Linked DNA regions of Mus musculus: region 2 is linked to region 1. Evidence: chromatin loops called from intact Hi-C (ENCODE). Cell type or tissue: left cerebral cortex. All regions are shown on one strand. Each heading gives the region's core, and the rest is flanking DNA. Links, peaks and the distances in the headings are about the cores only. Region 1 has its middle 43 kb from the start of Gm40899. Region 2 has its middle 150 kb from the start of Gm40899.

Region 1 (7,636 bases), core at 1,814-6,813:
GACAACTGGGTTGTTTTCAACTTCTAGCTATTATGAATATAGCTTCTATGAAGGTATTGGTGCATGTGCCACTCAAAGACTCAAATGCTTGAAGAAGCCTATGGGGGATAGGGAGTCAATGTGATGGTTTGTATATGTTCAGCCCAGAATAGCAGTATTTTAGTGTGAGGTCCTGTAGGAATAGGTATGACACACTGGGTGTGGTCTTTAAAACTCTCAGGTTCTTGGAAACCAGTATTCTGCTAGCACCCTTCGGATGAAGATATAGAGCTCTCAGCTTTGCTTAAACCAAGCCTGTGTGGATTCTGTCATGCTCTCCTTCCTTGATGATACTGGACTGAACCTTTACACCTCTAAGTCAGTGCCAATTAAATGCTGTCCATTATAAACTTGCCTTAGTCATTGTCTCTGTTCACAGCAGTAAAACCCTAAAAAAGACATATGGCATTAATGAATAGTAAATTCAGGACTGCAGTAATATTTACAGGACAGCACTCTTACTTCTAACCTTTGTCTCAGAGTCTTCCTTTCCCTCTCTCCTATAATCATTCTCACTCCACCATCACAGTACTGTTCAACTTGACAATGGCAGAAATGATGCAGCTCTACATTCAGATATTAATACCTCTTATATTCTAAAAGCTTGGAACTTCTGCAGACCACAGAAGCAAGTTAGCAAAACACCTAAAACTCACTTAAAACTTAAGACTCTGTCCTTTTCCACTCTGTTGCAGAATCTTGTGTTGCCTGTAGTCTTGGTCCTGATGAGATGCTTCAAAACTTTACTAAAAAGTCTGGGTCCACATGTACCCCTACTATACCTAAGTTTACAAGGAAATTTGTGTTGGAGCAAGGTAAATGACCCACTTCATTTATAAATTCAGGAGTTCTGAATAGGAAGTAAAGACTTAAGACTTTGAAAGGGCTTTTTCTTTGCTCTGAACTTCGTGGAATTTTACAATTTAAATTCATATTGTATTTTACTCCCAGCTATTCCAAAGTTCTAGTCTTTCACACAATACTAACATATTTTTATCATGCATAATCACAGTTTACCTTTTTTGTTATTTTATGAAATAATAAATAAGTCATTGAAACTGTTCACTGTTATCCATATGGACAAGGCATGGAGTACTCTAGGGACATCCTAATCAACAGCACTTCATGGATGTCCTTCTACAAAGCTGAAAAAGCACAATAGGTTTTTAAGAAATAGACACAAAAACACACTATTCAAATGACTGCATCTAAGCAAAACTACAAGTGACTATTCTCTAAGTCTTGTCAGTTCCAAGGCAGCTATCTGTAACTCCAGGTTTTCTGTCACACACAGGATGTGGTTATAACACTTTGTCTTGCACAGAAATAGACCACAGAGTCCTAAGATTTCAGGCTGTGGAGCTCCATGTAGGCTGTGCTGAAGGACTAGTCTACAGTCAATGTGGCCTTGCCCTTAAACTTCTGGTTGTAGCCAGTATCACCATTGTAGGGAATAATAAGTCCAATCTACTCAATGATCTTTCCATGGCTCTGCTTCACCCAGTGCATGTAGTAGCCAGTGAATGAGTAACCAGAAGCCTTGCAGGATATCTTCTCTGAAGCCCCAGACTTCACCAGCTCAGGTCCAGACTGCTACAGCTTGACCTTAGAGTGGATGCCTGCAAAGAGAAACAAGAGTGTATGTCGGTGACATCCCAGATCATTTGTCTTCTTCAGATTTTGAACTGGTGAGCCCCTTATCTGCAGTTACTGACAGGAGGAAGAGAAAGAGCCAGCTCCGTACAATGATTAGAGTCAGTGTCTCCAAGGACTGTGAAGAGGACACAGATCATAGGTTGTTTTCAGGGTGTTCACATCCCTGTTTTTAACCACCACAGACTTAATTAATTTGCGTATTCATGAGGAGGGGACTTCTTATTTAAGAACCTAGTCCAACTAGAGAAGAGCTGGAGAGGAAGGACTGAAAGGTACATGGGTCAAGCAGCAGGACTATCCAAATCCAATAACTCTTTTAGGAAATATATCCCATACATGTTCTATAAGCCCTGCACTGCTGGTATTTTTGTAATTACATGGACAAATCTTTCAATCTATTATTGGCCTAAGTCTTTTGCTCTACTCTAGGGACATGTTCACATTTTGATTTACAGATAATGATTTGTGAAGATAAAGATGATGCTGAAGAAAATAATGATGAGGATAATGATGTTAATACACATTAGATGAGTGCAGTTTAATAAGATTTAATGTCTTAATTTTTACTCCATCAGATGTTGATAAGGAAGAAGACAAATGTGAAAACTAATGACATGGATATGGAAATTATTGAATCTTTACTCATTATTGATATGAGTTACACTAGTGCAGTATACTGACCTTGGAATTCTATTTGAAATTTTCACTAAAAAATAGAAAATTAAACTGTGCTGTGTCCCAGCTGCATCTCTCGCAAGTATCTACTCAGATAAGTCTATATTATTACAAAGACAGTTACACATCCATGTTTATTGCTTCTCCATTCATAGAAACTGGGAAATGGAATCCATTTAATTTCTTAACAAAGGACAAATAGATACTGATAATGTCTGGGTTATAGACAATGAAATATTTCTCAGTGTAAAACCATGAACTGTTACATGTATACTTATGTGTAAGAACATGGAATATTTTCTCTATGATGACAACCAGGTCCATATAAACAAATGTTTCATGTTTTCATTTATGTGTAGTTCCATGATATGAATAATGTACTATGAATATTCCAACCTCCACTCTGTCTCTGGTTTTCCTTTGGACCTTCAAATATATCTCTCTTACAATATACTGACCAAGTCTTTTTTATTGGTTATTATGTTTAATTACATATCAAATGTTTTCTCTTTTCTCTGGTTTCCCTGCACAAATCTTCTATCCCATCACACCTGCCCCTGCTTCTGTAGGTTGCTCCCCTAAATTATATATCCACACTAGCCTCATCCCTTTAGAATTCTGTTATGCTGTGTCATCTACCATTCACAGGACAATGAGCCTCCCCTGCCACTGTTGTCAGGTAAGCTAATCCTCTAATACATATGGAGCTGGAGCTATGAGTCCCTCCATGTGTACTCATCTACATGCTGAGGTGCTTGGGGCCACTGCCCTTATGTGACTGATATCCACAACTCTCTATGGTGGGCTGTGGCTACATGACAAGGGTCTGTTGTCAGGAACAGTCAAAGCTCCTACTGTCCCTTCTGTGTCCCTGGGGCTTCAAGCTGAGCTCAAACTTAGAGGCTTCTTCTCATGGTCCACTGCCCAACAGAAAGTGATTCACACTCAGTCCAAACATATACAAGATGCTAGTCTAGATATTATAAGTCCATGTATATGTATGTACATGTGTGTGTGTATGTGTTTTGTGTGTGTGTGCTTGCCTGTGTGTGTTTCAGTGTGTGTGTGTGGGTGGGTGTGTACGTGTGTGTGGGGGGGTGGGTGGGTATGGGTGTGTGTGTAGCCAACCCAGGAGAATGAAGTTTGATGTAGTAAACAAAGATGAAAAACCTGTTGGAGAGCTAAAAACTGCTTTGACATTAGCCATGGAGGCACAGAGTTGGAGTTTTCCTAGCTGATTTCCAGTCTTGCTTTAGAAATTAAATTTAAGTAATTGAATTAATTTCAGAAGAGACTTTGAACTTTGGATTTTCTTTTCCTTTTCTTGGTTATTTTATTTATTTATATTTCAAATAGTATCCCCTTTCTAGGTTTCCTTTCTGGAAGCCACATCCCATCACCACAACTTCCTGCCTCTAAGAGGGTGCTTCTCTACACACACAGCCACACCTGCCTTCTCTTCCTGGTATTCCACTGCATTGGAGGCATTGAACCACCTCAGGCTCAAGGGCCATCCTCCCACTGAGGTCCAAACAAGGACATCTTCTATCTCATATGTGGCTGGAGCCATGGGTTCCTTCATGAGTATTATTTGGTTGGTGGTCCTGTCCCTAGGAGCTTGTGGGGGGATGTTCTGCCTGGTTGCTCCCTCAGAGTGGCTGCAAATCCCCTCAGCCCCTTCAGTCCCTTCTTTAACTCTGGAGACAACGACCCCTCGCTCAGGCCAGGGTTTGTCTGTGTTCATTTGATTCTGTATTTTTCAGATTCTGGCAGGGACTTTCAGGAGACAGCCATATCAGACTCCCATCAGCAATAACTTCCCAGCATCTGCAATAGTATCTGGTTTTGGCAACTGTATATGGGATGAATGTCCAGGTAGGGCAGACTCTGAATGGCCTTTCCTTTCGTCTATGCTCCATATTTTCTCCTCATAATTCCTCCTGTGAGTATTCTGTTCCCTCTTCTAAGATACACAGAAACATGCACGATTTGGTCTTCCTTCTTTAGCTTCATATGGTCTGTGAATTGTATAATTCATATTCTGAAGTTTTGGCTAACATCCACTTATCAGTGAGTACACACCATGTGTGTTCTTCTGTGACTGGGTTACCTCACTCAGGAAGATATTTTCAAGTTCCATCTGTTTACATGCTAATTTAAAGAAGTAATTGTTTATAATGGCTGAGTAGTATTCCATTCTGTAAATACATGACAGTTTCTGTATGCATTCTTTAGTTGAGGGACATTTGGGTTGTTTCCAGCTTCTAGCTATTATGAATATGGCTTCTATAGACATATGAGAGCATGTGTTTTATTACATGTTGGAGCATCTTCTGTCTATATGTCCAGGAGTGAAGTAGCTGGCTCCTCAGATAGTACTATGTCCATTTTTCTAAGAAACTGCCAGAGGACTGTCAACATTCTTGAGACACTATAGTCTATAAGAACTTTGGAAGTTGCACTAAATATACTTTTCATTTTGGTTTGTTTATGTATGACATCCACAGACTCAAATGCTTTAACAAGCCTATGAAGGCCAGGAAATCAATGTGATGTTATGTATATGCTCAGTCTAGAATAGCATTATTATAAGGTGTGGTCCTATTAGAATAGGTGTGGGCTATAGCCACCCAGGGTGTGGGCTATAATATTCTCAGCTGCTTGGAAGTGAGTATTCTGGTACCATCTATCAGATAAAGATGTATAGCTCTCAGCTCTGCTTACACCATGTTGGCCTGGATGCTGTCATGCTCTCCTGCCTTGATGATACTTGACAAAATTTCTACACCTGTAAGCCAGCCCCAAATATTGTCCTTCATAAACTTGCCTTGGAAATGGTATGTGTTCACAGCAGTACAACCCTAAACATGACATGGGACACATATGAATAGTATATTCAGATTTCAATAGTATTTACTGGACAGCAGTCTTATTTCTGACGTTTTTCTCAGAGTCTTCCTTCTCATCTCTTCAGTAATCATTCTCACTCCATCATCACAGGACTGTTCAACATAGCAATGGCAGAAACGATGCAGCTCTGCATCCTGATATTAATACCTCCTATACTAAGAGCTTGCAACGTTTGGCAGACCACATAAGCAACTTAGAGAAAGACCTAAAACTCACTTAAAACTTACGACTCTGTCCTTTTCCACTCTGTTTTAGAATCTTGTGTTGCCTGTAGCCTTGGTCCTCATGAGATGCTTCAAAGCATTATTAAAAGGTCTGGGTCTACATGAACCCATACTATAACTAAGTTTACAAAGAAATTTGTGTTTCAGGAAGATAAATGATCCTCTTAATTTATAAAATCAGGAGTCCTGAATAGGAAGTAAAGACTTAAGACTTTGAAAGGGCTTTGTCTTTGCTCAGAATTTGGTGGAATTTTACAGGTCAAATTTATATTACAGTTTATTCCCAGCTATTCCAAAGTTCAAGTTTTTTACACAACAAAAACATACTTTTATCATGCATAATCACATTTTCCTTTTTTGTTGTTTTATGAAAGAAGAAACAAGTCAATGAAAATGTTCACTGTTATCCATATTGTCAAGACATGGGGTACTCTAGGGACATCCTAGTTAACTGCATGTAATTCATGGATGACCTTCTACAAAGCTAAAAAAAACACAATAGGTCTTTACTAAATAGACAGAAAAACACACTATTCAAATGACTGCATCTAAGCAAATCTACAAGCAATGCTTTTCTAAGTCTTGTCAGTTCCAAGGGAGAATGCTGCACCTCCAGGTTTTCTGACACACTCAGGATGTGGTTACAACACCGTGTCTTGCAAAGTAATAGACTGCAGAGTCCTCAGATGTCAGGTTGTTGAGATGCATGTAGGCTGTGCTGGAAGACTTGTCTACAGTCAATGTGGCCTTGCCCTTGAATTTCTGGTTGTAGCTAGTACCACCATTGTAAGGATCAATATATCCAATCCACTCAAGGCTATTTCCGTGGCTCTACTTCATCCAGTTCATGTAGTAGCCAGTGAATGAGTAACCAGAAGCCTTGAAGGATATCTTCACTGAAGCACCAGGCTTCACCAGCTCAGGTCCAGACTGTTGCAGCTGGATCTCAGAGTGGACACCTGTGATGAGAAAAGCAGAGTGGATGTGAGTGACATCCCAAGCCATTTCTTATATTCAGATTTGGAACTGGCGAGCCCCTTACCTGCAGTTCCTGACAGAAGGAACAGAAAGATCCAGCTCCATCCCATGGTTAAAGTCAGTGTCTGCAGGGACTGTGGAGAGGACATTGGACAAATGTTGATTTCAGGGTGTGGACATTCCTGTTTTTAACCACCATAGACTTGGTTAATTTGCATATTCATGAGGAGGGGACTTCTTATTTATCCTAGTCCAACTGGAGAATAGCTGGAGAAGAAGGACTAGAAAGGTACTTGGGACAAGCAGCAGGGTGGTCCAAATCCAATAATTCTTTGAGGAAATGCATCCCATCCACTTTCTGTGAGCCCTGCACTGCTGGTGTGCTTGTAACTACAGGGAGGAATCTGTCAATCTATTTTTGCCCTAAGTCTGTTGCTCTACTCTGTGGCTATGTTCAAATTTTAATTTACAGATAATGATTTGTGAAGATGAAGAGGATGATGATGAAGAAGATGATGATTATAATGATGGAAATGGCCATTAGCTAAGTGCAGTTTACGAAGATTTAATGTCTTAATTAGAACTCATTCAGATGTTGATAAGGAAGAAGGCAAATGAGAAAACTAATGACTAATGGATGTGATGTGGAAAATGTTTAATCTTTATTTATGTTGTTATGAGCATACTTGTTAGTGTAGCATACTGACTTTGAAATTCTGTTTTTATTTATCAGCAAAAGTGTAAATACAATTGTGCTGTGTCCCAGCTCCATCCCTCCCAATATTGTACTCAAATTCAAGAAGTCATTTTTTCATTAGGGAGTAATATTTCATTATGTAAATATACCACATTTTCTGTATACATTCTTCTGGTGAGGGATAACTGGGTTGTTTCCAGCCTCTAGCTATTATGAATATGGCTTCTATGGACATTTTGGATCATTGGTCCCCATTACATGTTGGAATATCATCAGGTTATATGCACAGGATTGGTATAGCTGGGTCCTCAGATAGTAAAATGTCCAGTTTTCTAAGAAACTACCAGAGGACTTTCAACATTGTTGAGACAGCTCTAGATTATGGGGACTTTGGAAGTTGGACTAAATATATTTTGCATTATGCTTTGTTTATGTATGACATCCACAGACTCAAATG
Region 2 (7,636 bases), core at 1,168-6,167, 110 kb after region 1:
AAGTCAGCCCCAAATAAATGGTGTCCTTCATAAAATTACCTTGGTCATGGTCTCTGTTCACAGCAGTAAAACCCTAAAAAAGACATATGACATATATGAATAGTAAATTCAGATTGCAGTAGGATTTACTGGACAACACTCTTATTTCTAACCATTGTCTCGGAGTCTTCATTTCCATCTCTCCTATAATCATTCTCACTCCACCATCACAGGACTGTTCAACTTGACAATGGCAGAAATGATGGAGCTCTGCATCCTGATATTAATACCTCTTATATTCTAAAACTTCTGGCAGACCATAGAAGCAAGTTAGTAAAACAACTAAAAATCACTTAAAACTTAAGACTCTGTCCTTTTCCACTCTGTTGCAAAATCTCATGTTGCCTGTGGTCTTGGTCCTGATGAGAAGATTCAAAATTTAGTAAAAAGTCTGGGTCCACATGAACCTCTACTCTACCTAAGATTACAAGGAAATTTGTGTTGGAGCAAGGTAAATGACCCACTTCATTTATAAAATCAGGAGTTGTGAATAGGAAGTAAAGACTTAAGACTTTGAAAGGGCTTTTTCTTTGCTCAGAACTTGGTGGAATTTTACAGGTTAAATTCAGCTTATGTTTTACTCCCAGCTATTCCAAAGTTCTATTCTTTCACACAATACTAACATAATATTATCATGCATAATCATAGTTTCCCTTTTTTGTTGTTTTATGAAAGAAGAAATAAGTCAATGAAAGTGTTCACTGTTATCCATATGGACAAGGCATGGAGTACTCTAGGGACAGCCTAATCAACAGCATGTACTTCATGGATGTCCTTCTAGAAAGCTGAAAAAGCACAATAGGTTTTTAAGAAATAGACACAAAAAAAAACACTATTCAAATGACTGCATCTAAGCAAAACTACAAGTGACTATTCTCTAAGTCTTGTCAGTTCCAAGGCAGCTTTCTGTACCTCCAGAGTTTTTGTATCATACAGGATGTGGTTATAACACTGTGTCTTGTAGAGTAATAGACCGCAGAGTCCTCAGATTTCAGGCTGCGGAGCTCCATGTAGGTTGTGCTGAAGGACTAGTCTACAGTCAATGTGGCCTTGCCCTTGAACTTCTGGTTGTAGCCAGTATCACCATTGTAAGGAATAATAAGTCCAATCCACTCAAGGCTCTTTCCATGGCTTTGCTTCACCCAGTGCATTTAGTAGCTAGTGAATGAGTAACCAGAAGCCTTGCAGGATATCTTCACTGAAGCCCCAGGCTCACGAGCTCAGGTCCAGACTGCTGCAGCTGGACCTCAGAGTGGACACCTGTGTGGAGAAAGGAAGAATTTATGTAAGTGACATCGCAGGCCATTTCTTTTCTTTAGATTTGGAACTGGTGATCCCATTAACTGTAGTTCCTGACAGGAGGAAGAGAAAGTTCTAGCTCCATTCCATGGTTAGAGTCAGTGTGTTCAGGGACTGTGGAGAGGACACAGGTCATATGTTGTTTTCAGGGTGTGGACATCCCTGTTTTTAACCACCATAGACTCAGGTAATTTGCATATTCATGAGGAGGGGACTTCTTACTTAAGAACTTAGTCCAACTAGAGAAGAGCTGGAGAGGAAGGACTGAAAGGTACATGGGTCAAGCAGCAGGATTATGCAAATCCAATTACTCTTTTAGGAAATATATCCCATACATGTTCTATAAGTTCTGCACTGCTGGTATTTTTGTAATTACATGGACGAATCTTTCAATCTATTATTGGCCTAAGTCTTTGGCTCTACTCTATGGATATGTTCACATTTTGATTTAGAGATAATGGTTTGTGAAGATGAAGATGATGCTGAAGAAAATAATGATGATAATGATGTTAATACCCATTAGATGAGTGCAGTTTAAAAATATTTAATGTATTAATTAGTACTCCATCAGATGTTGATAAGGAAGAAGACAAAGGCGAAAACTAATGACATGGATATGGAAATTGTTGAATCTTTACTCACTATTGATATGAGTACACTAGTGCAGTATACTGACTTTGGAATTCTATTTGAAATTGTCACCAAAAAACAGAAATAAAACTGTGCTGTGTCCCAGCTGAATCTCTCCCAAGTATGTACTCAAATAACTCTATATTATTACAAAAACAGTTGCACATCCATGTTTATTGCTTCTCAATTCACAGAATCTAGGAAATGGAATCCGTTTAATTTCAAAAAAAAGGACAAATAAATACTGACAATGTCTGGGTTATAGACAATGAAATATTTCTCAGTTTAAAACCATGAACTCTTATGTTATACTTATGTGTAAGAACATGGAATATTTGCTCTATGATGACAGCCAGGTTCATAGAAACAAATGCTTCATGTTTTCATTCATGTGTGGTTCCATGATTTGAATAATATACTATGATCATTCCTACCTCTACTATGTCTCTGGTTTTCCTTGGGACCTTCAAATATGTCTCTCTTACAATATACTGACCAAGTCTTTTTTATTGGTTATTATATTCATTTATATATCAAATGTTATATCCTTTCTCTGGTTCCCCTGCACAAATCTCCTATCCCATCACACCTGCCCCTGCTTCTGTAGGTTGCACCCCTAAACCATATATCCACACTTGCCTCATCCCTCTAGAATTCTGTTATGCTGGGTCATCAACCATTCACAGGATAATGAGCCTCCCCTGCCATTGTTGACAGGTAAGCTAATCATCTAATACATATGCAGGTGGAGCTATGAGTCCCTCCACGTGTATTCATCTACATGCTGAGGTGCTTGGGGCCACTAACCTTATGTGACTGATATCCACAACTCTCTAAGGTGGGCTATGGCTACATGACAGGGGTCTGGTGTCAGGAACAGATCAAAGCTCCTACTCTCCCTTCTGTGACCCTGCAGCTTCAAACTGAGTTCAAACTTAGAGGCTTCTTCTCGTGATCCACTGCCCAACAGAAAGTAATTCCCACTCAGTCCAAACATATACAAGATGCTAGTCTAGATATTATAAGTCCATGTATATGTATGCACATGTGTGTGTATGTGTTTTTGTGTGTATGCTTGCCTGTGTGTGAATGGGTCATCAATGCCTGAATGAATTTCAGAAGAGACTTTGAACTTTGGACTTTATTTTCCTTTACTTGGTTATTTTATTTATTTATATTTCAAATAGTATCCCCTTCCTAGGTTTCCTTTCTGGAAGCCACATCCCATCACCACAACTTCCTGCCTCTAATAGGATGTTCCTCTACACACACAGCCACACCTGCCTTCTCTTCCTGGTATTCCACTGCATTGGGGGCATTGAACCACCTCAGGCTCAAGGGCCATCCTCCCACTGAGGTCCAAACAAGGACATCCTCTATCTCATATGTGGCTGGAGCCATGGGTTCCTTCATGAGTATAATTTGGGTGGTGGTCGTGTCCCTAGGAGCTTGTGGGGGGATGTTCTGGCTGGTTGCTCCCTCAGTGTGGCTGCAAATCCCCTCAGTGCCTTCAGTCCCTTCTTTAACTCTGGAGACAACGACCCCTTGCTCAGGCCAGGATTTGGCTGTGTTCATTTGATTCTGTATTTTTCAGATTCTGGCAGGGACTTTCAGGAGACAGCCATATCAGGCTCCCATCAGCAAGAAATTCCCAGCATCTGCAGTAGAATCTGGTTTTGGCAACTGTATATGGGATGAGTCTCCAGGTAGGGCAGTCTCTGAATGGCCTTTCCTTTCGTCTATGCTACATATTTTGTCCTCATAATTCCTCCTGTGAGTAATCTGTTCCCTCTTCTAAGATGCACAGAAACATGCACACTTTGTTCTTCCTTCTTTAGCTTCATATGGTCTGTGAATTGTATAATGCATATTCTGAAATTTTGGCTAACTTCCACTTATCAGTGAGTACACACCATGTGTGTTCTTCTGTGACTGGGTTACCTCACTCAGGATGATATTTTCAAGTTCCATCCATTTACATGCTAATTTAATGAAGTAATTGTTTTTAATGGCTGAGTAGTATTTGATTCTGTAAATATATAACATTTTCTGTATGCATTCTTTTGTTGAGGGACATTTGGGTTATTTCCAGCTTCTAGCTATTATGAATATGGCTTCTATAGACATATGAGAGCATGTGTTTTATTACATGTTGGAGAATCTTCTGTCTATATGTCCAGGAGTGATATAGCTGGGTCCTCAGATAGTACTATGTCCATTTTTCTAAGAAATTGCCAGAGGACTGTCAACATTCTTGAGACCACTATAGTCTATAAGAACTTTGGAAGTTACACTGAATATACTTTGCATTTTGGTTTATTTATGTATGACATCCACGGACACAAATGCTTTAACAAGCCTATGAAGGCCAGGAAATCAATGTGATGTTATGTATATGCTCAGTCTACAATAGCATTATTATAAGGTGTGGTCCTATTGGAATAGGTGTGTCACTTGTGATGTGGGCTATAATATTCTCAGCTGTTTGAAGTGAGTATTCTGTTACCATCGATCAAATGAAGATGTACAGCTCTCAGCTCTGCTTACACCATGCTGGCCTGGATGCTGTCATGATCTCCTGCCTTGATGATACTTGACAGAATCTCTACACCTGTAAGCCAGCCCCAATTAAATATTGTCCTCCATAAACTTTCTTTGGTAATGGTATGTGTTCACAGCAGTAAAACACTAAACATGACATGGGACACATATGAATAGTAAATTCAGATCGCAATAGTATTTACTGGACAGCACTCTTATTTTAACCTTTGTCTCAGCGTATTCTTTCTCATCTCCTCAATAATCATTCCCACTTCACCATCACAGGACTGTTCAACATGGCAATGGCAGAAACGATGCAGCTCCTCATTCTGATATTAATACCTCTTATATTCTAAGAGCTTGGAACTTCTGGCAGACCACATAAGCAAGTTAGCAAAACACCTAAAACTCACTTAAAACTTAAGACTCTGTCCTTTTCCACTCTGTTGCAGAATCTTGTGTTGCCTATGGCCTTGGTCCTGATGAGATGCTTGAAAGCTTTATTAAAAAGTCTGGGTCCACATGAACCCCTACTATAACTAAGTTTACAAGGAAATTTGTGTTTCAGGAATTTAAGTGACCCTCTTAATTTATAAAATCAAGAGTTCTGAATAGGAAGTAAAGACTTAAGACTTTGAAAGGGCTTTGTCTTTGCTCAGAGCTTGGTGGAATTTTATAGGTCAAATTCATATTATACTTTATTCCCAACTATTCCAAAGTTCAAGTTTTTTACACAATAAAACACACTTTTATCATGCATAATCACATTTTCCCTTTTTTGTTGTTTTATGAAAGAAGAAATAAGTCAATGAAAGTGTTCACTGTTATCCATATTGACAAGGCATGGGGTACTCTAGGGACATCCTAGTAAACTGCATGCAATTCATGGATATCCTTCTACAAAGCTGAAAAAGCACAATAGGATTTTACTAAATAGACACAAAAACACACTATTCAAATGACTGCATCTAAGCAAATCTACAAGCAACACTTTTCTAAGTCTTGTCAGTTCTAAGGGAGCTTGCTGCACCTCCAGGTTTTCTGACACACTCAGGATGTGGTTACAACACTGTGTCTTGCACAGTAATAGACTGCAGAGTCCTCAGATGTCAGGCTGTTGAGCTGCATGTAGGCTGTGCTGGAAGATTGGTCTACAGTCAATGTGGCCTTGCCCTTGAACTTCTGATTGTAGCTAGTAGTACCATAGTTAGGATTAATTACTCCAATCCACTCAAGGCTCTTTCCATTGCTCTGCTTCACCCAGTTCATGTTGTAGTCAGTGAATGAGTAACCAGAAGCCTTGCAGGATATCTTCACTGAAGCGCCAGGCTTCACCAGCTCAGGTCCAGACTGCTGCAGCTGGAACTCAGAGTGGACACCTGTGAAGAGAAAGACAGAGTGGATGTGAGTGACATCCCAAGCCATTTCTTTTCTTCAGATTTGGAACTGGTGAGTTCCTTACCTGCAGTTCCTGAGAGGAGGAAGAGAAAGATCCAGCTCCATCCCATGGTTAGAGTCAGTGTCTTCAGGGACTGTGGAGAGGACACTAGACATATGTTGATTTCAGGGTGTGGACATTCCTGTTTTTAACCACCATAGACTTAGGTAATTTGCATATTCATGAGCAGGGGACTTCTTAAGATCCTAGTCCACCTGGAGAAAAGCTGGAGAGAAAGGACTGAAAAGTTACTTGGGACAAGCTGCAGGATAGTCCAAATCCAAACACTCTCTGAGAAAATGCGTCCCATACACTTTCTGTGAGCCCTGCACTGCTGGTATGCTTGTTACTATAGGGAGGAATCTCTCAATCGATATTCGGCCTAAATCTGTTGCTCCACTCTGTGGCTATGTTCACATTTTAATTTACAGATAATGATTTGTGAAGATGAAGAGGATGATGAAGAAGATAATGATGATGATAATGATGGAAATGCCCGTTAGCTAAGTGCAGTTTACAAAGATTTAATGTCTTAATTAGAACTCAGTCAGATGTTGATAAGGAAGAAGGCAAATGAGAAAACTAATGACATGAATGTGATGTGGAAAATGTTTAATCTTTACTTATTATTGTTATGAGCATACTAGATAGTGTAGCATACTGACATTGAAATTCTGTTTTAATTTGTCAGCAAAAGAGTAAATAAAATTGTGCTGTGTCCCAGCTCCATCCCTCCCACTATTGTACTCAAATTACTCTATATTACTACCAAGACAACTGCACACCCATGCTTATTGCTGCTCCATTCACAGCAGCTGGCCAATAGAGTTCACCTAGATTTACAACAAAGGACAAAAACTACTGACAATGTATGGGTATAGACTATGAAATATTCTTCACTGGTAAAACATGAACTATGGATTGTATGCCTATGTGGAAGAACCTAAGAAATATGCTCAATGAGTTCATTGAGGTACTTAAAAACAAATGCTTCATGTTTTCATTTATGTGTGGTTCCATGATTTGAATAATACAGTATGATCATTCCTACTTCTTTTCTATCACTCTGGTTTCCCTTGCTACCTTCCAATATGTCCCTCTCACAACATCCTGACCATGTCCTTTTAATTGGTTATTTTATTTATTTATATATCAAATGTTATCTCCTTTCCCTGGCTCCCCTTCACAAATTCACTATACCATCCCACCAGGCCGTGCTTCTACGCGGTTGTTCCCCAAACCACAGGTCCACTCCTGCCTCATTCCTATGCATTCTCCTATGCTGGGTCATTGAGCCTTCACAGGACCATGAGCCTCCCTTGCCCTTGATGGCAGATAAGGTAATACTCTGATACATATGCAGCTGGAACCATGAGTCCCTCCATATGTACTCTGTGTGTGTGTGTGTGTGTGTGTGTGTGTGTATTTGTGTGTGTGTGTGATTGTGTTTGTGTGTGTTGTATGTGTGTTTCAACATTTTTATATTTTAAGAACTTTTTATATATTTTCTTTTTTTGAATCTATAGAGAAAATGTAAGTGTTTGTATTTGAGTGAGTGGTGAATTTTCTAGCATAAGTTTGGAAAGAATATCAGTGATCAGAAAACACTATATAATTTTAATACCTATATTTTATTACTTTTATTTTTTTACAGCTCAGTCATTGCCCCCCTCCAGATCCATTCTCTGA

What was found. Hi-C counts contacts between places; a loop is a spot of excess contacts. Peaks named below come from ENCODE experiments on the same cell type or tissue, not always from the same donor. Only the 100,000 strongest peaks of a DNase experiment are listed, where the experiment ranks them.
Region 2: a loop joins it to region 1, with 8 times the contacts of the local background. A loop is called at or near these places in 11 of 42 quality-filtered maps.

The regions. Positions count from the first base shown.
Region 1 is chr12:114,803,263-114,810,898 of GRCm38, forward strand. It overlaps Igh, the pseudogene Ighv1-27, the pseudogene Gm34465 and the pseudogene Ighv1-28. Among named protein-coding and RNA genes, the nearest start is that of Gm40899, 43 kb to the left of the region's middle. In left cerebral cortex, for the core only: no CTCF peak of the experiment used is centred there; no DNase peak of the experiment used is centred there.
Region 2 is chr12:114,909,016-114,916,651 of GRCm38, forward strand. It overlaps Igh, the pseudogene Ighv1-38 and Ighv1-39. Among named protein-coding and RNA genes, the nearest start is that of Gm40899, 150 kb to the left of the region's middle. In left cerebral cortex, for the core only: no CTCF peak of the experiment used is centred there; no DNase peak of the experiment used is centred there.